Regions from separate parts of the Homo sapiens genome. Here region 2 is linked to region 1. A link is an interaction called in ENCODE POLR2A ChIA-PET data of the cell type or tissue named here. Cell type or tissue: HepG2. All regions are shown on one strand.

Evidence for each region. Peaks named below come from ENCODE experiments on the same cell type or tissue, not always from the same donor. Only the 100,000 strongest peaks of a DNase experiment are listed, where the experiment ranks them.
Region 2: POLR2A ChIA-PET joins it to region 1 with 6 read pairs; 11 of 35 experiments call an interaction of 5 or more read pairs at or near these places.

Annotation. Positions count from the first base shown.
Region 1 is chr19:44,854,956-44,859,955 of GRCh38, forward strand. The region is part of intron 1 of NECTIN2 (nectin cell adhesion molecule 2); the gene reads left to right. Among named protein-coding and RNA genes, the nearest start is that of NECTIN2, 11 kb to the left of the region's middle. In HepG2, no CTCF peak of the experiment used is centred here; DNase peaks (open chromatin) are centred at 1,936, 3,078 and 4,301.
Region 2 is chr19:44,961,024-44,966,023 of GRCh38, forward strand. It overlaps CLPTM1 (CLPTM1 regulator of GABA type A receptor forward trafficking), which reads left to right. Exons shown (of 14, transcript NM_001294.4): 2 at 940-1,052. Among named protein-coding and RNA genes, the nearest start is that of CLPTM1, 8.1 kb to the left of the region's middle. RefSeq lists an enhancer at 224-543 and a silencer at 710-863. In HepG2, no CTCF peak of the experiment used is centred here; no DNase peak of the experiment used is centred here.

The DNA of each region.
Region 1 (5,000 bases):
TCTACTAAAAAAATTAGCCGGGCGTCGTGGCGGGCACCTGTAGTCCCAGCTACTCGGGAGGCTGAGGCAGGAGAATGGGGTGAACCCGGGAGGCGGAGGTTGCAGTGAGCCGAGATCGCGCTGCTGCACTCCAGCCTGGGTGACAGAGCAAGACTCCGTCTCAAAAAAAAAAAAAAGAACTCTGAGTCAGCCTGGCGCAGTGGCTCACACCTGTAATCTCAGCACTTTGGGAGGCCGAGGCGGGCAGATCACGAGGTCAGGAGATCGAGACCATCCTGGCTAACACGGTGAAACCCCGTCTCTACTAAAAATACAAAAAATTAGCAGAGCGTGGTGGCGGGCGCCTGTAGTCCCAGCTACTCGGGAGGCTGAGGCAGGAGAATGGCATGAACCTGGGAGGCGGAGGTTGCAGTGAGCCGAGATAGTGGCACTGCACTCCAGCCTGGGCGAAAGAGTGAGAATCTGTCTCAAAAAAAAAAGAAAAAAACTCTGAATCCCAGAGACCCAGGGACTTGGAGGAGGTGAAGGGTGTGGGGCTCCAGGGACCTGGGGCTCAGCTTTTCAGGTCTCCTCCTCCAGGAAGCTCTTCTTTCGTTCATCGTCCCTCCCTCCTTCAGACAGGTCAAGCCTCTTCAGGTTCCTCCCATACCACCCCTACTCCGTCTTCCAGGCATTCTTGGTGATAATTATTTGTGCAATATTTGTACCCCCTGCAATCTGGATGTCAACCCTGGAAAACAAGCACCTGATTTGTCCTGTTACTTCTGCAGCATCCACACTTAGCAACATTCATTCACTTGGCAGTGTTTACTGAGCACCTACTACATGCTAGGCCCTGTTGTAGGTGCTGGGGATACAGTAGGGGAAAAACACAGACAAACCTCAGGGCTGGAGAGGGCAGACCCTCTAGCACCCAGGACCTGTTTGTTGAGTAACTATTTGTTTTTTGGATTTGACCTATAAGATGTGAAAGAACAGCCAGATTCTTCCAGGTTCTGCCTTTTCCTGATCCCTCCCTCTCTCCCTACTACCAAATCCCTTCCATTTTAAAATTTTAAATCCTGGTGGGGCACAGTGGCTCACGCCTATAATCCCAGCAGTTTGGGAGGCTAAGGTAGGCAGATCACCTGAGGTCGGGAGTTCGAGGCCAGCCTGGCCAAGATGGTGAAACCCTGTCTCTACTCAAAATACAAAAATTAGCTGAGTGTGGTGACATATGCCTGTAATCCCAGCTACTCGGGAGGTTGAGGCAGAATTGCTTGAACCCAGAGGCAGAGGTTGCAGGGAGCCAAGATGGCGCCACTACACTCTGGCCTGGGTGATACAGCGAGAATGTGTTTCAAAAAAATAAAATCCTAAGACCTATTAGCCTCCTCCCCAACACTCAGTCTCAGTCTTAACCTCTTGTTCTTTTCATTGCCAACTTTTTGTGTCATTTTGCTGTCTGGTCATCTATCTCTGCTCAGCCCACCACCTTCCCCTCAGGCCTCCTTGGATGAAGTTAAGTCATTCTCTATTTGAAGAACCCGCAACGGCTCCCACTTGCCACAAAGAGGAAACTAACTTCCTCGGCCCCAGCCTACTTTGCTGTCTCTGCAGTTCACACAGGCCCAAATGGCTTTCCTTGACCCTCATTGAGTGGCCTTCCCCCCTTGCCTAGCTAGGAAGGGGCCAGAGCGCTTAACCACCCTGATCCCAACCTTAGTGCCTTTGGGGGCCAGGCGGGTGATAAGTCCCAGCACCTGGGGAATCTGGAGGAGCCGGAAGGGAGTGTGCCTTGTGGGAGGGGGGTGATGTCCTTCCTCAGCCCCACCCAGCTGTTGCCCCCAGGAGCCACATATCCGGACTTCTGTCTGGAGCTTTAGACAGCAATCTCCAGGCCTTCTGTGTGGGCTGCTACTTCCCAACTGAAATAACACTCTGTGGGCCAAAGCAAACATGCACCACAGTCAGATCTGGCCTGCAGCAGGCGGCTGACCCCTGCTGCTCTGCTCACCTGGGCCACGCCCCGTGAACATCCCCCATGAGCAAGTCCTTCCCTGGAACTGGCACAAGGGACCCTGGAGGGTGGCTGAAACATCCCCATTTTACAGATGGAGGAAGTTGGGCTTGGAGACAAGGCTGCCAGCTGGAAAGGGTGTCAGCGTTAAATAACAAGATTCAGAAAATAGGATTAAGTATAGAGTTTATTCAAGCCTAAAGCTTGAGGATGGCCACCCCGGAGTGTGGATTCAAGTTGCCCCAAATAAACCCTTTGACTAGCTGTGATTACAAGTGGACTTTTTTTTTTTTTTTTTGAGACAGGGTCTCACCCTGTCACTCAGTCTGGAGTGCAGTGTGTGATCATGGCTCACTGCAGCGTCAGTTTCTCGGGCTCCTGGCCTTGAGTGATTCTCCTGCCACAGCCTCCCTAGTAGCTGGGACTACAGGCCCTAGCCATCTTGCCCAGCTATTTTTTTTTTTTGAGACGGAGTCTTGCTCTATTGCCCAGGCTGGAGTGTAGTGGCACAATCTCTGCTCACTGCAACCTCCACCTCCCGGGTTCAAGCAATCCTCCTGCCTCAGCCCCCCTAGCAGCTAGGATTACAGGCACCTGCCACCATGCCCGGGTAATGTTTATTTTTTTAGTAGAGATGGGATTTCGCCATGCTGGCCAGGCTGGTCTCGAACTCCTGACCTCAGGTGATCCACCTGCTTTGGCCTCCCAAAGTGCTGGGATTACAGGCGTGAGCCATCGTGCCGGGTTTTTGTTTTTGTTTTTTTTTTTTTAAGAGATGAAGTCTCACTATATTGTCCAGGCTGGTCTCAAACTCCTGGCCTCAAGTGATCCTCCACCCACTTCGGCCTCCCATAGTGCTGGGATTACAGGCATGAGCCAACGCACCCAGTCTGCAAGTGGATTTTTAAGGAACAAAGAAGAGAGAGTTCCTAAATTGTTACCAAGAATTTACATTGAAACAGCATAAGGTATCTGCAGGTCTGGCTCAGAAAAAAAGATAACAGAAGGTATTGATTGGCTATGCACTGTTTATTGTATCACAAATTCCAGGAACAAGAAGCTAATGGGGAGGGCAGCTGTGCAGGAACCACTGCCTCGGGCATGGGTGGAGGAGGCGTGTGACCGAAGTCCCCTATTCACTGTACAGTCTCCCTGGGCCTGATACATTTCGCATAGCTCAGACTGATCTGAGCTATTTTTCTTTTCTCAAGTTGGGTGGGGGTGGCCCCTCTGGACTGGAAAAGCCTCATTTTTCCCCCAAGTGACACACCTGAGTTTGTTTGACTTGTTTCCCCCAAGTGACACACCTGAGTTTGTGGGACTTGTGTGGAGATGATGTATTTATGTCACACTTCAGTCTTCGCTGATGGCTTTTTTTTTTATATTTATTTACATTTTTTCTTTTAAGGTAGGCAGGGCCTCATTCTATCGCCCATGTTGGAGTGCAGTGGCGAGGTCTCTGGGTTCAAGTGATTCCCCTTCCTCAGCCTCCCAAGTAGCTGGGAATACAGGGGCCCGCCACCACGCCCAGCTAATTTTTGTATTTTTGGTAGAGACGGGGTTTCACCATATTGGCCAGGCTGGTCTCGAACTCCTGACCTCAGGGTGATCCATCCGCCTCGGCCTCCCAAAGTGCTGGGATTACAGGCATGAGCCGCAGCACCCAGCCTTTTTTCTTTCTTTCTTTTCTTTTTGTTTCCCCTCCCGAGACCGAGTCTCTCTCTGTCACCCAGGCTGGAGTGCAGTGGTATGATCTCAGCTTACTGCAACCTCCACCTCCCGGGTTCAAGCAATTCTCCCACCTTAGCCTCCTGAGTAGCTGGGATTACAGGTGCCTGCCACCACACCCAGATAATTTTTCTATTTTTAGTAGAGATGGGGTTTTGCCATGTTGGCCAGTCTGGTCTCAAACTCCTGGCCCCAAGTGAGCCTCCTGCCTCGGCCTCCCAAAGTGCTGGGATTACAGGTGTGAGCCACCACACCTGGCCTTATTTTATTTTTAATTTCTGTTCTTGTATTGCTATAATTTACTGATGATTTCTTACCCAAAGATCCTCGGCCTGTCCCCACCCAAGGGGACTGCCTTCCACCGGGGACCCCTCATAAGAGTTACTCATTAGGATGGTGTTCCCTGGGGTTCCTGTGTGTATGACGCCAGGGCCTGTGCACCGCCTCCATGGCCCATCTCCATCAGACAGAGCTGGGCAGTGGTGTTGGCCCTCGAAATGAGGCTTGTGCCCTGGCCTTTCCTGGCCTGGGGGCTGAGTGCCAAGGCCACCTGTAATTAAACTGAGCTTCCTATGTTTACTTAGCAAGCACTGACCTCTCATTTCCTGGGGCCCTATGCTGAGTGTTCCACAGCTATTCTTTAATCTTTAAACAGCCCTTGGGACGCAGGCACTATTATTAACCTCACATCACAGCTGGGGAAACTGAGGCACAGAGAGGTTAAGTGGCCTGCACAAGGTCGCAGAGCCAGGATTCAAACCCATGAACTATGGGCCACTCAGTCGCCATGCTGTACTGCCGTGCACAGCAGAGGAAGATTTGTTCTTGTTCTTGTTTATATTAAAAGTGAGAAAACATGGGCCACACGCCGTGGCTCACGCCTGTAATCCCAGCACTTTGGGAGGCCAAGGCGGGTGGATCACCTGAGGTCAGGAGTTTGAAACCAGCCTGACCAACATGGTGAACTCTGGTCTCTACTAAAAATTCAAAAATCAGCCGGACCGTAGTGGCTCGCACCTGTAATCCCAGCTACTCAGGAGGCTGAGGCAGGAGAATCGCTTGAACCCAGGAGGCAGAGGTTGCAGTGAGTTGAGACCGTGCCACTGCACTCCAACCTGGGTGACAGAGCAAGACTCCGTCTCCAAAAAAAAAAAAAAAAGGTGAGAAACCACTTAGGCTGGCTGAGAACTGCAAACATGCGTCCACATAAAAACTTGAACTTGCATGATCCCAGCAGCTTTATTTATCAGAGCCAAAAAGTTGAAACAACCTC
Region 2 (5,000 bases), 110 kb after region 1:
GTGAAGAGTCCTCCTCTGGGAAGCCGTGCCTGGCTCCCTTGCCTGCCCCCCTTCCCTTCTGTCATTCTGCTTCTGCGGTCCTTCCTGAGTGACCAGACAAGTGGCTTCACCTCTCTGAGCCTCCCTTTGCTCAGCAGCCGGATGGAGCTGGTCATAGTTTTGGCCTCAGGATTAGTGTGCTGTGTGCTGTCACAGACATGTCTTGTGGCCGTGGCTTATGGTAGCAGCTGATAGTCTGGTTGTGTTTTTCTGTGTCTGTCCCACCTGCTGGACCAGGGGCCCTTGGAGGGCAGGGTTGGCCACAGAGGGGGCCTCAGGAATGGTTTGCCCAGGGAAGGCTCTTTCAGCTAAGCCCCAGCCTTGAAGAATCTGGCACCTGCCATAAGACTCCTTCTGTTGTTGTCCCCAATAGCCACCTCCTTGCATCCTGGCTCCAGCCCCAGGGAACAGTGGACAGTCATCAGAATCAGACTGTGCCTCTAATCTTCTGTTTCTGCACCTGCTGCTTCTCTCACTTCCTCCTTTGTGCCACCAACTTGCTATGTTTTAGGTCTCAGCTTCAATGCCCCCTTCTCCAGGAAGTTGCCCCGAACCCTAGACTGGACCAGGTGCCTCTCAGGGCTCCTGCATTCCTGCCCCGTTCTGGACAGTCACTGTCTAGAGATGAATCTTTCTCCCCCACCGGGCTGTTAAACCCCAGGAGGACAGCAAAAGACTCTCTAGGTCACCACTGTCCCTAGGTCACAGAGGTGCTCTGCGAGTGTTTTCCTCCTAAAAGAAGAGGACCGCACCTTCCCAGGTGTTTTCACTGATTCATTCTCCAGTTATTGATAAGCACCCACTCTTTGCCCAGCCTGTGCCTGGCCTTCATGCATGATGGTGTCTAAGACAGCCCCCGTGTCCATTCTCCCTCCTTACCCTGGCCTCTGTCCCCCACAGGTGACCAGCAATGGCAGCATCGGGAGGGACCCGCCAGCGGAGACCCAGCCTCAGAACCCACCGGCCCAGCCGGCACCCAATGCCTGGCAGGTCATCAAAGGTGTGCTGTTTAGGTGAGCAGACGGGACTTGGGTTTGTTCACCGAAAACATTCAAATAAAAATAAGGAAGAAAGGAAAAGTCAGCTGATCAGCTGAGGATGGTGATCATTACTGTATGGTAGAGTTGCTTTTTTTCTTTTTTTTTTTGTATGATGGAATGTTTTCTAAACCTTTTTTTTACTCTGGTAAAACATACTGAAGTAGGGAGTCTCCCTGAACCTGTTCTGGTTTTTGGGGGGCTACCTGATTTGTGAAAAAATAAAAACACAAAAAATACTGAAGTAGTTTGCTAGGGCCCTTGTATCAAGTAATATAGACGGAGTAGCTTAAACAACTGAAATAGGAAATTCATTGTCTTACAGTTCTGAAGGCTGGAAGTCCAGGATCCAGCTGTGGGCAGGGGCAGTTTCTTCTGTGGCTTCTCTCCTGGGCTTGCAGAAGGCCGTCTTCTCCCTGTGTCTTCATGTGGTCTTTCCTCTGTGTGTGTCTGTGTCCTAAGCTCCTCTTATGGGGACACTAGTCATACTGGCTTAGTACCCACCATAATGACCTCACTGAACCTTACTTTTTTACAGACCCTATCTGGGCCAGGCACAATGACTCACCCTCATAATCCCAGCATTTTGGGAGGCCAGGTTGGAAGGACTGCTTGAGCCCAGGAGTTTGAGACCAGCCTGGGCAACATAGTAAGACCCTGTCTCTACTAAAAATAAAAAAATCTGGCTGGGCACGGTGGCTTACACCTACAATCCCAGCACTTTGGGAGGCCGAGGCGGGTGGATCACGAGGTCAAGAGATCGAGACCATCCTGGCCAACATAGTGATACCCCATCTCTACTAAAAATAAAAAAATTCCGGAGGCTGAGACAGGAGAATGGCGTGAACCCGGGAGGCGGAGCTTGCAGAGAGCTGAGATCGCGCTACTGCACTCCAGCCTGGGCAACAGAGAAAGACTCCGTCTCAAAAAAAATAAAAAATACAAAAAAAATACAAAAATTAGCTGGGTGTGGTGGCACGTGCCTGTAGTCCCAGCTACTCAGGAGGCTGAGGGCAGGAGAATCGTTTGAACCCAGGAGGCAGAGGTTGCGGTGAGCTGAGATCGTGCCACTGCATTCCAGCCTGGGGACAGAGTGAGACTCCATCTCAAAAAAAAAAAAAAAAAAAAAGCCAGGTATGGTGACACGTACCTGTAGTCTCAGCTATTCAAGAGGCTGAGGTAGGAGGATCACTTGAGCCTTGGAAATTTTTTTATTTTTATTTTATGTATTTTTTTTTTTTTTTGAGACGGAGTCTCGCTCTGTCGCCCAGGCTGGAGTGCAGTGGCACAATCTTGGCTCACTGCAAGCTCCGCCTCCCGGGTTCACGCCATTCTCCTGCCTCAGCCTCCCGAGTAGCTGGGACTACAGGCACCCGCCACCACACCTGGCTAATTTTTTGTATTTTCAGTAGAGATGGGGTTTCACCGTGTTAGCCAGGATGGTCTCTATCTCCTGACCTCATGATCCGCCTGCCTTGGCCTCCCAAAGTGCTGCGATTACAGGTGTGAGCCACCGCACCCAGCCTATTTTTATTTTTGTAATGGAGTCTCGCTCTGTTTCCCAGGCTGGAGTACAGTGGCGCGATCTCAGCTCACTGCAACCTCCACCTCCTGGGTTCAAGCGATTCTCCTGCCTCAGCCTCCTGAGCAGCTGGAATTAAGGTATGTGCCACCATGCCCAGCTAATTTTGTATTTTTAGTAGAGATGGGGTTTCTCCATGTTGGTCAGGCTGGTCTCGAACTCCCAACCTCAGGCAATCTGCCCGCCTTGGCCTCCCAAAGTGTTGGGATTACAGGCGTGAGCCACTGCACCCAGTGCCTAGCTAATTTTTGCTTTTTTTTTTTTTTATTAGAGATGGGGTTTCACTATGTTGACCAGGCTGGTCTCGAACTCCTGACCTCATGATCCACCCGCCTCAGCCTCCCAAAGTGCTGGGATTACAGGCGTGAGCCACTGGGCCCTGCCTGACCCTCAGAAGTTGAAGCTGCAGTGAGCCGAGATCACACCACTGTACTCCAGTCTGGGCATCAGAGTGAGACCTTATCGCAAAAAAAAGTTGGGGGGACCCTGTCTCTAAATCTAGTCACGGTGGTACTGAAGGTTGAGACTTTAACATATGAATTTTGGGAGACATGATTCAGCCCACATCTGCACATAACATCAAATTTACCATTTTAACCTATGTTTTCATTTTAACCTTTTTTTTTTTTTTTTTTTTTTTTTTTTTTGAGACAGCGTCTCACTTTGTCACCCAGGCTGGAGTGCAGTAGTGCAATCTCGGCTCACTGCAGTCTCTGCCTCCTGGGTTCAAGCGATTCTCCTGCCTCAGCCACCTGAGTAGCTGGGACTACAGGCACCTGCCACCACGCCTGGCTAATTTTTGTATTTTTAGTGGAGATGGGGTTTTGCCGTGTTGGCCAGGCTGGTCTCTAACTCCTGACCTCAGGTGATCCACCCGCCTCAGCCTCCTAAAGTCCTGGGATTATAGGCGTGAGCCACCACGCTTGGCCCATTTTAACCATTTTTAAGTATGTAGTCCTGTGGCATTAAGTACATCTCCACTGTTGTGCCCCCATCACCATTATCCATCCCGAGAATTTACTCTTCCCAAACTGAAATTCCATACCCATCAGACACAAGCTTCCCATTTCTTCCTCCTTGCAACACCTGGCAGCCACTTTTCTATTTCCTGTCTCTCTTTCACTACTCTAGTTAGCTCCTGTATGTGGAATCAGACAGCATTTGTCCTTCTGTGACTGCCTGGTGGTGACCCTTTTACCTGTGGGTTCACATGCTATTCCTGGGCAGTGGGACCCCAGGGCCTGTTTTTTCAAAGCCCAGCTTCTGTTTGAGGCCCTGGGGAGATGCTGGGTGGTGGCGGGGGAATATGCTTGGCACTGGGTTCTATCCTTCCTGCCTAGACCTAGTGACAGTCACCTTCTTTGCTCTGAGCCTTTGTTTACTCCTCTGCAAAATAGATATTCCTTTTATTTTTTTTTTGCTTTTTGGAGATGTATTTTAGCAAAATAAGAGACCACACCATGCAGTTAGGCAATCAGCTTCCCTACTTATGAGATAGAAGGAATTGCACAGCAGAGATGTTTACAACAATCATCCCGCCAGGTGCGGTGGCTCACGCCTGCAATCCCAGCACTTTGGGAGACCGAGGCAGGCAGATCATGAGGTCAAGAGATCGAGACCATCCTGGCCAATATGGTGAAACCCCATCTCTACTAAAAATACAAAAATTAGCTGGGTGTGGTGGCACAAGCCTGTAGTCCCAGCTACTCGGGAGGCTGAGGCAGGAGAATCACTTGAACCTGGGAGGTAGAGGTTGCAGTGAGCCAAGATCGTGCCACTGCACTCAAGCCTGGCGACAGAGCAAGACTGAGTCTCAAAAAAAAAAGAGAAAATAAAAATAAAACAATCATGGCTGGGCGCGGTGGCTCACGCCTGTAATCCCAGCACTTTGGGAGGCCAAGGCAAGCAGATCACGAGGTCAGGAGATCGAGACCATCCTGGCTAACACAGTGAAACGCCGTCTCTACTGAAAATACAAAAAAATTAGCCAGGTGTGGTGGCGGGCGCCTGTAGTCCCAGCTACTCAGGAGGCTGAGGCAAGAGAATGGTGTGAACCCAGGAGGCGGAGCTTACAGTGAGCCCAGGTGGTGCCACTGCACTCCAGCCTAGGCGACAGCGAGACTCCGTCTCAAAAAATAAAACAAAAATAAAAAAATAAAACAATCATTCCTTTGGCTAGAATGTCTTCACATGGCCATGGCCAGCTGCACGGGAGGCTGGGAAATGTGGTCTTTAATCTGGGAAACTGAGCACCCTGCTGGAAAGCAGGGCTCCTATTACTGAGGAAGAAGAGGAGAGTGGTTATGGGGGGCAGCTACTTATCTCTTCCATAAAATCTTATT